Regions from separate parts of the Homo sapiens genome. Here region 1 is linked to region 2. Evidence: read pairs that join two places in POLR2A ChIA-PET (ENCODE). Cell type or tissue: A673. All regions are shown on one strand. Links, peaks and the distances in the headings refer to the core of each region. The heading gives the core; the rest is flanking DNA.

What was found. ChIA-PET counts read pairs that join two places held together with the same protein. Peaks named below come from ENCODE experiments on the same cell type or tissue, not always from the same donor. Only the 100,000 strongest peaks of a DNase experiment are listed, where the experiment ranks them.
Region 1: POLR2A ChIA-PET joins it to region 2 with 7 read pairs; 2 of 35 experiments call an interaction of 5 or more read pairs at or near these places.

Annotation. Positions count from the first base shown.
Region 1 is chr5:140,589,949-140,595,328 of GRCh38, reverse strand. LOC112267855 reads left to right here and starts at 267. Exons shown (of 9, transcript XM_024446282.2): 1 at 267-414; 2 at 785-830; 3 at 965-1,084; 4 at 1,535-1,676; 5 at 3,228-3,305; 6 at 3,577-3,659; 7 at 4,179-4,265; 8 at 4,338-4,454. The coding sequence starts at 820. RefSeq lists an enhancer at 1,455-2,404. In A673, for the core only: no CTCF peak of the experiment used is centred there; a DNase peak (open chromatin) is centred at 3,168.
Region 2 is chr5:140,472,396-140,477,775 of GRCh38, reverse strand. The region is part of intron 10 of ANKHD1-EIF4EBP3 (ANKHD1-EIF4EBP3 readthrough); the gene reads right to left. All of the region lies in intron 10 of ANKHD1 (ankyrin repeat and KH domain containing 1), which reads right to left. Among named protein-coding and RNA genes, the nearest start is that of EIF4EBP3, 73 kb to the left of the region's middle. In A673, for the core only: no CTCF peak of the experiment used is centred there; no DNase peak of the experiment used is centred there.

The DNA of each region.
Region 1 (5,380 bases), core at 267-5,266, 120 kb before region 2:
GGGGATGGGAGGAGAACAAAAGAAGTAAGACTGGCCAGAATTTGGTAATTTCTGAAGCTGGGTACCTGGAGGTTCATTATACTATTCTCTCCAGTGTTATACATGTTTGAAAGTTTTCATAAAAGGAAAAAAATAAAAGAAACTTATGCAGTGTTCTCTCACAAGAGAAGGGAATGTCACTTCCCTTAGTAGGTTACGAGGTCCAGATCCACCCCTCCCTAGCCCTCAGATGAGATTCATGAATTATTGAGGGGAAGCTGAGAGGCATAGAGGGCATGGACTGTGGAGAGGTGGTGAGCGCAGGGGCTGGTTTGGCCCAGGCAACTCAGCCTCCTTGAGGGGCCCTCATGGTCTCTCCCAACCCACATGCCATGCTGACCGTGGTGGTAGAAGTGGAGTCGGGGAGGGGTTCAGGTAAGATGCCCTCCCCATTTATACTCAGAAGGAATGCAGTCCAGGACAGCCTCTTGGAAGAGGGGGAGGGTTAGGCCACCTTAGGTTGGAAAACTGAGGCAAAGTTTGAGGGCAGAACTCAGGAATCCCAGAGCCAGTTTTCCTCATGAGAGCTGATATGCAGTCTACCTTTCTCAGGCCCTGAGGACAGCTGTAGCCCCACACACCTGGTGGGGCCCACAAACCTCTGTTTGCTTCATTTTGGGACTCTAGAGACTCAGGTGGATGGGCGTTGTGTGTGTGTTGGGGTGGGGGGTGGGGGGGAGGGGAGTGGGGCGGGGAGTGCAGGGGAAGATGGGAATATCATGGTTGACCCCAGCCCTGCCCACAGGAACAAAACTTCACCTTTGACAGTCCTGGGCCCTGATGCTGCTCAGGTAGGGAGGTCTGGGAGGGTGATGAGAGGAGGGTGGGAGCCCTCAGGCCCCTGGATCCTGGAGTGCCAGCTGCCTCCAGAGCTCCTTTGCTCAGGGCACCTGAGTCAGTGGACTGTGCCTGTGTGTCCCTGCAGGAGGCAGAGCAGGAGCTGCTGGCACGTGTCCAATCCACACTGGGCTCTCTGGGCCGAGGGTACAGTGTGGCCCTGTTGCTCCGGGGGAGGGAAACAGAGGCACCCCGACTTGTGCCTCAGGTGAGTCCCAGAGGAGCCACCAGGGCGCAGGCCTCATGCAGCTCAGGGGTTACCTTCCCCGGAGACTTCTGAGAATCTTCCCTCCCCACATCAGCCCTCACTGGGGCTCCTACAGCAAGCATCCTGTTGGTCCCCGCAAGATGTTTTGCCAAGGTCAATTTATGCAGCTACTGGGAGGTCATGGAAGGTGGGAAGGGGCCGGGCGTGGTGGTTCACACCTGTAATCCCAGCACTTTGGGAGGCCGAGGTGGGTGGATCACCTGAGGTCAGGAGTTCAAGACCAGCCTGGCCAACATGGCAAAACCCCATCTCTACTAAAAATACAAAAATTAGCTGGGCGTGGTGGCGGACACCTTTAATCCCAGCTTCTTGGGAGGCTGAGGCAGGAGAATCACTTGAATCTGGGAGGCAGAGGTTGCAGTGAGCCGAGATCATGCCATTGCACTACAGCCTGGGCGACAAGAGCAAAATTCCGTCTCAAAAAAAAAAGGCGTTTTTCGGGAGTCAAGATGGCCGAATACGAACAGCTCAGGTCTACAGCTCCCAGCGTGAGCGACGCAGAAGACGGGTGATTTCTGCATTTCCATCTGAGGTACCGGGTTCATCTCACTAGGGAGTGTCAGACAGTGGGCGCAGGACAGTGGGTGCAGCACACCGTGCGTGAGCCAAAGCAGGGCGAGGCATTGCCTCACTCGGGAAGCGCAAGGGGTCAGGGAGTTCCCTTTCCTAGTCAAAGAAAGGGGTGACACACGGCACCTGGAAAATCGGGTCACTCCCGCTCCAATACTGCGCTTTTCTGACGGGCTTAAAAAACGGGGCACCAGAAGATTACATCCCGCACCTGGCTCGGAGGGTCCTATGCCCACGGAGTCTCGCTGATTGCTAGCACAGCAGTCTGAGATCAAACTGCAAGGCGGCAGCGAGGCTGGGGGAGGGGCGCCCGCCATTGCCCAGGCTTGCTTAGGTAAACAAAGTAGCAGGGAAGCTGGAACTGGGTGGAGCTCACCACAGCTCAAGGTGCTGGAGAGGATATGGAGAAATAGGAACACTTTTACACTGTTGGTGGGACTGTAAACTAGTTCGACCATTGTGGAAGTCAGTGGGGCGATTCCTCAGGGATCTAGAACTAGAAATACCATTTGACCCATCCATCCCATTACTGGGTATATACCCAAAGGACTATAAATCATGCTGCTATAAAGACACATGCACACGTATGTTTATTGCGGCTCTATTCACAATAGCAAAGACTTGGAACCAACCCAAATGTCCAACAATGATAGACTGGATTAAGAAAATGTGGCACATATACACCATGGAATACTATGCAGCCATAAAAAATGATGAGTTCATGTCCTTTGTAGGGACATGGATGAAATTGGAAATCATCATTCTCAGTAAACTATCGCAAGGACAAAAAACCAAACACCGCATATTCTCACTCATAGGTGGGAATTGAACAATGAGATCACATGGACACAGGAAGGGGAACATCACACTCTGGGGACTGTTGTGGGGTGGGGGGAGGGGGGAGGGATAGCACTGGGAGATATACCTAATGCTAAATGACGAGTTAATGGGTGCAGCACACCAGCATGGCACATGTATACATATGTAACTAACCTGCACATTGTGCACATGTACCCTAAAACTTAAAGTGTAATAATAATAAAATTTTTTTTAAAAGCTGGAAATAAAGCCAAAAGTATACCAAAAAAAAAAGGCAAAACAAAAAAATTTTTTTTTAATTAAAAAATAAAATAAAGGAAGATGGGCTGATAGGGTGAGGGTTAGAGAGGGGTGGCATGAAAAGATCAAATATCCAGGGAGATCTGATTTTCACAGTTCATGGTGAATACTAATTATAAGCTTGGAAGCTTTATTGTGGGGGCTTCGTCAAAATGCCCCCAAACCAAAATAGCTGCCTCAGAACTTGTCGTGGATCCCTGTGCAGCAAACAGCAGATCCCACTGAGGATGTCTGCTCACTTTCTGGCTTGCTGTGAAGAAGAAGACTGGTGCTATTTCTCTCCTGGATACCATGTCCCCAGTAGTATGGGGCATGACTCAGACTTCATGCTCAGGAAATGCTGAAGGACAGATTCATGCTTTCTTAATCCTCATTGAACGCTTCTCCACTTTAGCTGCTGCAGATGCTGTTTGAAGAAGCTCTGCCCCTCAGCTGCTCTGATCCTGTGCTTAGCACTCTTAGCCTGGTGCAGGTGAGACCCTTGAGGGAGGGGAGAGAGTGGGACCTGGGAACCAGGGCCAGGGCAATGTTGCAGAAGGAGCCCGAGGTTTGTGGGGAGCCAGAGAGTGTGTGTCCAGTCTCACTCTACTGCTCACTGGCATGGGCGTGCCTCTCTGAGGTCTCCTCTCCTCTGACTGCAAAAAGGCTGAATTCATGGTGCCATGTTTGGACCCCAGGAGGATCATGTGAGCTGAAAGTAGGGAAAGGTTCAGTTTGTAACAAGTGTGCTTGTGTGACCCCAGTTCAGCCCCAGTGGAAGGACCCAGGACCTGCTCTCTCCAGGGGTGGAGAACCTGTCGGTGCTGGACGTGTCCCCTCTGGGCTTGTGAGTGTTCAGGGCCCAGTGGAGTCTGAGGGTGCTTGTCTTAAGGCATGGCTGCCTCCCTGAAGCCGAGCTTTTGGGGGTCTCCACCCACTGCCATCCCAGGGGAAGAAAGCTCTGAGCTTGGGGTCATGCTTACAGGGTCAGGGGCTGCTCTCAGGATCCCCTCCCACCCTCTTCCTTAATCTTATGTGCCCATCCCTCTCACTCCCCTCACCCCACTTACAACTCTTCAACTTACACCACCTCAACTCTATTCCCCAGCCCCATGTCCTGACTCAGTCATTGTCACACTGGGTGATTTTGAGCATCTCACTGAGCAGGACTTCAGTTTCTCCATCTGAAAATGGGAGTGATCTCAACTACCCTGTTCACAGGAGGGAAAATAAAATCATGAGGATGAGAAATGTTTAGGGAGGTTATAGGCTATGGGGACCTCCAAGGGCTCCCCACATGGAGGTTCTGGGGGTCTGGACAGAACCCTGGTGCTTCGGAGCTGAGCTCAGCCTCTGCTTCCTCCAGGGTGGTAGAAGATGCCACTGAAGTGGAGGTGTCTGACTCAAAAGCTGCCTCAGAGCTGTACTTGCAGGCCACCGCAGGTGAAGGCAGGTGAGGGCAGGAGAGTATCTGTCACCCCATCCCCGCTAGGCATTTGGCCTGAGTCCACCCTTTCCTCCACAGGGCCTGCTGTCTGCTCACTCTCACCATGTCCTGCCCAGGGCCTGACCCTCCTGAGGGGCCCGGGACCCAGCGTGTGTGGCAAGGGGCTCTACGGATCCTACAGCTCCCAGGAGCCCCGTAAGTCTGAGGGGGCCTTCTGACTGCATTGAAGGGTGAGGTGGGGAGTTGAATTACAGATGGAAAGGCCCAAGGTAGCATCAAAGTCTCTCCTCTCCTCAACCCCATAATAAGAGCATCCCAGAACACAAGTTAAGCCCCGTTGTTGGCAGATGATGTGGTCAAAAGCAACTGGATAGAGAGTTAGTGAAACCAATAAATAAAAATAAATATTTCCCAGCCTGGGCAACCTGCCAAAACCCCATCTCTACAAAAAATACCAAAAAAAAATAGTCAGGCATGGTGGCACACATCTGTAGTCCCAGCTACTCAGGAGGCTGAGGTGGGAGGATGGCTTGAGCCCAGGAGATTGAGGCTGCAATGAGCCATGATCATACCACTGCACTACAGCGTGGGTGACAGAGTGAGTCTCAAAAAATATAAATAAATAAATAAATATTTCCAGCCACTGTTTTTTTTTTCATATGTTGATAAGTGCACCAGGGACATTTTTTTTAATGCAAAAGTTAAATGTATTTTATCTTCATTCTATTATTAGCAGATAATAAAAATAGCTGCTATTTACAGCAAAATATCATGTAATTTTAGATTCATCACTTTTTATTCCTATGGAAAAGCAACACTGGCATGTATTGTTGCTGAAGGTGAAGCAGCTTTTTGATTCTCTTCTGTTCCACTCTGTGTTCTGAGATGTGTATCAGACACCGGCCATACACCCCAGATGTGCTCGGGGCACAGCCTGGCCCTACGGAGCACTCTAGTCTGCAGGTGGGCACCTAAGGCCCTACCATTCCCGCTTCTTATTGTCATATTTACTTAGTTCTCAGCACCTCTGTCCATCTTTAAATGACTTAAGCAAGAGTACATTACAGTAGCTTAGATGTTCCTAAGCTTCCACAGAGCACATCCCATCTGTGACAACGATT
Region 2 (5,380 bases), core at 96-5,095:
CCCAGGCGCGGAGGCAGGTGCCTGTAATCCCAGCTACTTGGGAGGCTGAGGCAGGAGAATTTCTTGAACCCGGTGGGTGGAGGTTGCAGTGAGCTAAGATGGCACCACTGCACTCCAGCCTGGTGACAGAGTGAGACTCCGTCTCAAAACAAAAAGAAAAAGTATTTTCCTTCAATTTCTAAATGTATGGAATTAAAGAAGACTTTATTGTTGATGTGTAATTTTAAGGCAAGAGAGATCAGAGAATGTAGTCCATGTGATGAAGATTCAGGAGTTTCTTCGGACTTCTCTGTGGCCTAAAACATGGACAATTTTTATAAATATTCCATGTATTGGAAAAGAATATAAAGTATATTTACTGGAAACAGAATGCTAGCTTTATGAAAGATAAAAAATTGTTTGATTTTTAACAATCATTTTATGTTTGATTCATCAGTTTCATTGAGAAGTGTGTGAAAAAAATCCTACCACTACAAATGCAGATCTGACCATTTCTCTTGCAATTTTGCAGTTTTATATTTTATTTGGATGGTAGATTGTTAGTTACTGATTGGTAATTATTTTCTCAGTTGGAGGAGTATTCATTTCTAAAAGTGCTTTTGGCTTAAAATTCCATTTTGTCTGATATTAATATTGCTTTACATAATTTTTTCCCATCACTGTCAAGCTTTCCTCATCACTTTGCTTTAGGTTTGTCTCCTGCAAACAGCATTTGTTACATTTTGATTCTGACTCTAATTCAGAAGTCTCTGCCCTTTAACAATTGAGTGTAATAGCTTTATATTTGTTCTGATTACGATTCTATTTTTCTTTAAAAAAAAACTTTATTCAGTACCTTCTCCTCCTGAACAACAACAAAAGACTCTAGCGTGGCTTTTAAACTCTCTAACACATCCTTCTGATTTCCTGCTATTGTTTTCTAGAATTTTAGTACTACTTTGGTTTTAAACATTAAAATTTAGGTTTTTAAACTCAAACATTTGTATTTATAATATGTTTTATCAATTTCTTTGCTTACCGTAGTTTCTTGTATCCCACGCCTTCCTCCAGGACTCACTTTTCTTCTTACTGATGTATATATCTTTTAGTAGTTCTTTTGTCAAGGGTCTAATGATGGTAATTCGTTTATTCTTTGTAGATTTGAAAATATGTTTATTTTTTCCTTCTCTAGAATGGTACTTAAGTACAGAATTCTGTATTGTTATTTTATCTTGGTATTTTGAGGATATTACTTCCCATCATCTTCTGTAATTTATTATTGCTGATGAGAAGGTCAAAACTTTGATGGTTGTTTTTTTGTAGGTAATGCGTTTTTTTCCTCTGATAGCTTTTAAGACATTTTTCATTATCCTTAAAGTTCCACAGTTTCATCTGTTCTGCTTAGTGATGGATATGATTCTTCAGTCAAGGATTCATGTCTAGTCACAATGCTAGAAAATTCTCCACCATTCTCTTCAAACATTTCCTCTCCCCTCCATTTCTATCCTCTCCTTCAGGAACTTCTAGTAGATAATATGGTGGAGCTTCTAATCTATTCTCTTTCTCTCAATTTCTTTTTCATATTTTCTATCTCTTTACTATATTTCATTATATATTTTATTGTATTATTTCTTGTTTTATCACTCATTCACTAATGCATTCAACTGTGTCTAATATGCTGTCTTACCCTATATATTGAGGTTACCCCCCAAAACTTTTAGTTTTATTTTATATCCACCTGTTCTTAATACGTAATTATCAGCTTTTGCTTTATTATCTCACATTGTTTTATGGCTACTGGTCATAGTTTAAAATAAACATGTTCATAATTCTCAAGATTAAAGTTTATTTCAATTTCCTTGAGTGTATTATATTTTGCTTTTTGTTTGTTTACATTTTGACTATCTTTCTTGATAAAGATTCGCTCTCCAGCTTTATAATTTTTTTACTGAGGAAACTCATTTTGATGGGAGGTGTTTTGTTTTAGTTTCTTTTCCATCCACAGATGTACTCCTCATCAGATGTTTTGGAAGTTCCCTCAGTCTGGCTCTTGGAGTCCATTTCAGAAGTAGATATTTTGCTGGACACCTAAGGTTCTTGTCTCATAGAGATATTTCACTTCTGTTCCCTAAATCAAGAAGGTTGTCCTCCAAGTTTTTAGTTACACAGTTGTCTCTGTTTCTTCCATTAACGACAATTTGCTAATTTTTCCCCCCTTTTTTTTAGTTTTTTTGGGTTTGTTTTGTTTTGTTTTTTACATACAACCTGGATATGACAATTTGCTAATTTCTAACCATAACCCTAGATAGTTGATCAAATATTTTTTTATCCATTTTGGTTCACAGGTAGGGCAATAAGATGCCGGTTCCTTGCTTTATTCAAGTAGACTAGATCTACTGATGTACTACATGTGAAATGCATTCATTCCCTATTCCTCTGCACATGCTGAAATCTCAGCCCCCATTGTGTATTTTTTTAGCCCTTAATTCTCCTTGGGACTACAGCTTAAACTGTGGATCCATGCTGCACTTCTAGTCCACGGAGATCTTTAATCCTGTTGTTTTGGGGCACGACTACATATTTTTAGATTCATTTTTCTATATACTAATAATGACTTTACCTTCTTGACTGAAGTCATTTGTACTTATATTTAAACAACCTGGAGAGAGCTGAAAAGAACTCATTCAATACACAATAACATAGAAAGAGAGAACTTGGCTTTAAAAGAAATGTATTAGGAGTTTTGTGTATTCCATAGGTAGTTTTAGATTTTTAAGAAATTGACAGAAGTTTCCTAGTTTTAAGTAGTAAAGTTAAAAATATGTATATACGCTATTCCTTAATAAAAAAGTTAAAAAGTGGAAGGTAAGGTCACATTTAAAGTTTATTAAGGTAAGGTAATTACTAACAGTTGAAATACATTGATAAGTAGATTACTAGAGCTCATAAGCTCCCTAAAAATATATCTATAAAAAATACACTACAAGTCTGGGCAAGATAGCAAGACTTTGTCTCTGAAAAAAAATTTAAAAATTAGCCAGGCATTGTGGTGCATACCTGTAGTCCTAGCTACTCAGGAGGCTGAGGAAAGGGGATGCCATGAGCCCAGGAGTTCAAAGCTGCAGTGAGCTATAATCACGCTTTTGTACTCTAGCCTGAGCGACAAAGTGAGACCATCTCCAAAAAAAAAAAAAAAAAGAAGAAAAAAAAAAGGTTCTGATGAATGAGCACTGTAAGAAAAAATGTGGAATTTTTTCTATTTGGCTTTAGATAACAAAATTTTATTTTAAATTAAGTTTATTTTATTTAAAATAAGTTAATTTCCCTTAAAAAATCACAGCCACAGGGCACCCAAGACATATATTTAAGGACTGTAACTATACCACAGAGGCAATGTCTTTTGGAGTTGGAGGGAGGACATTCTCTAAGGAGAAAGACCAAAATCACAGAGAAAAGGAGGGAGACTGTTTGATACTGTACGTACTAGAGGATTCCAATACTCTTCCATGGGGAGTATGTTCCTTCAACCCACCACTGTATATTAATCATTACCTTAGTGATCTACTATTACTGATTGGATTCATACCCCTCAGGAGAACTGATATGGATAAAAGGTTAAGAGGCACTGGTCCTAAGGCTTGTGTTTAGCACATTTTCTAAAAATCACAAGTAACAGAGAGAAAAACCAAGTTTATTCAATTTGGATGGAGGAAAAATGATCGATTATAAAGCAAAGATGGAAAAAGAAAAGAACTCAGCAATGATGCAGAATAATCTGTATGGCCTCTACCAATGTCTCAAAGTGTAAAATATGGAGAACTTGTCATCAGAATCTCCTGAGATATTAGTTCAAATGCAGACCCCCTATTTCAGATCTATGGAATCTGAACCTGTAAACGTGGGGCTGCAAAACTCATTTTTAAAAAAATCCTGTTTTGAGACTTGCAGCTAGAGAGAAAGATTTACAATTACATTTCATCTAACAAATCCAGGGAAAAACAATTACTTTGATCTGAAATAACACTCAGCTTTACATTCTTGATAGGAGCCTATAATATTATACAAACTGAGTAGAAGCTCACATGTTCACATCACATTTTGTAAAATAAACTTACTTACTTCAAAGTAGAATAAATATATCCAGCCTGGACAGTACAGTGAGACCTCATCTCTATAAAAATGAAAAAAATTAGTTGGGCATGGTGGCACATGCCTCTAGTCCCAGCTACTGGGGAGGCTGAGGCAGGAAGATCACTTGAGCCTGGGATGGGAAGGCTGCAGTGAGCCAAGAGCACACCACTGCATTCCAGCCTGAGCAACAGAGTGAGACCCTGTCTCAAAAAAAAAAAATTTAAAAAATTTTTAAAAATCTCAACAGAATAAATAAAACAGCTTCTCATTTAACAAGCCAATGATGAAGACACTTAATAAGCATCATGATTAAGAGGGGTTTAGAATTAAGAAACTTAGGCCAGGCACGGTGACTCACGCCTGTAATCCCAGCACTTTAGGAGGCCGAGGCGGGTAGATCACAAGGTCAGGAGTTCGAGACCAGCCCAGCCAACATGGTGAAACCCCGTCTCTACTAAAGATGCAAAAAATTAGGTAGGCACGGTGGCACGCGCCTGTAATCCCAGTTACTTGGGAGGCTGGGGCAGGATAATCGCTTGAACCCAGGAGGCAGAGGCTGCAGGGAGCCAAGATTGCAGCACCACTGCACTCCAGCCTGGGCAACAGGGCGAGACTCTGTCTCAAAAAAAAAAAAAAAAAGAAACTTAGATGGCCTAAGTTATTTGTGATCTAATCACAATTCATTAATAATTTTAAAATTAAAAACTGCTCCTGATTTTAAATAAATCTCTTTGGATTATAATGGATATTAAATTTATTTGACTTTTAAAACCACTGGGCACAAATTCACACATTTTTTCAAAAGAAATATTTCCTATGAAAAAATATTCACCTTCTTAAAAACCAATTTCAGAATAGTAGGAGACAATTTTAAGAAGAAAATTTTAAACTTCTAGTTTATAGAAATTAGGGCATAAACTATATAGTAAACGTTTTGCTAAACTAATTTTTTTGTTTATTTGAGTATTATTTTTAAAACAATCCAATATATTAATATCACTCTGAGTTTCAGATTTTTGATGAACAAAGTTGAATGCAAAGGACTTTATTACTGAGACTTTCTCTCTGCGGTATACTAACTCTCCCAATAAAGGAGAATGTAAAAGAACTACCTGAATAAGAAAATCTATTTTCACCTAAGAGATTTTTTTAGGAATATCACTGAGAAAGAAGACTAAGGAAACAAACTACCAGCAATACAAATCTCTTTTTATTGGGACTTCATAATCTTTTTCAATTGAAGAGGATTTCCTTTGTCACCCAGCAGGGT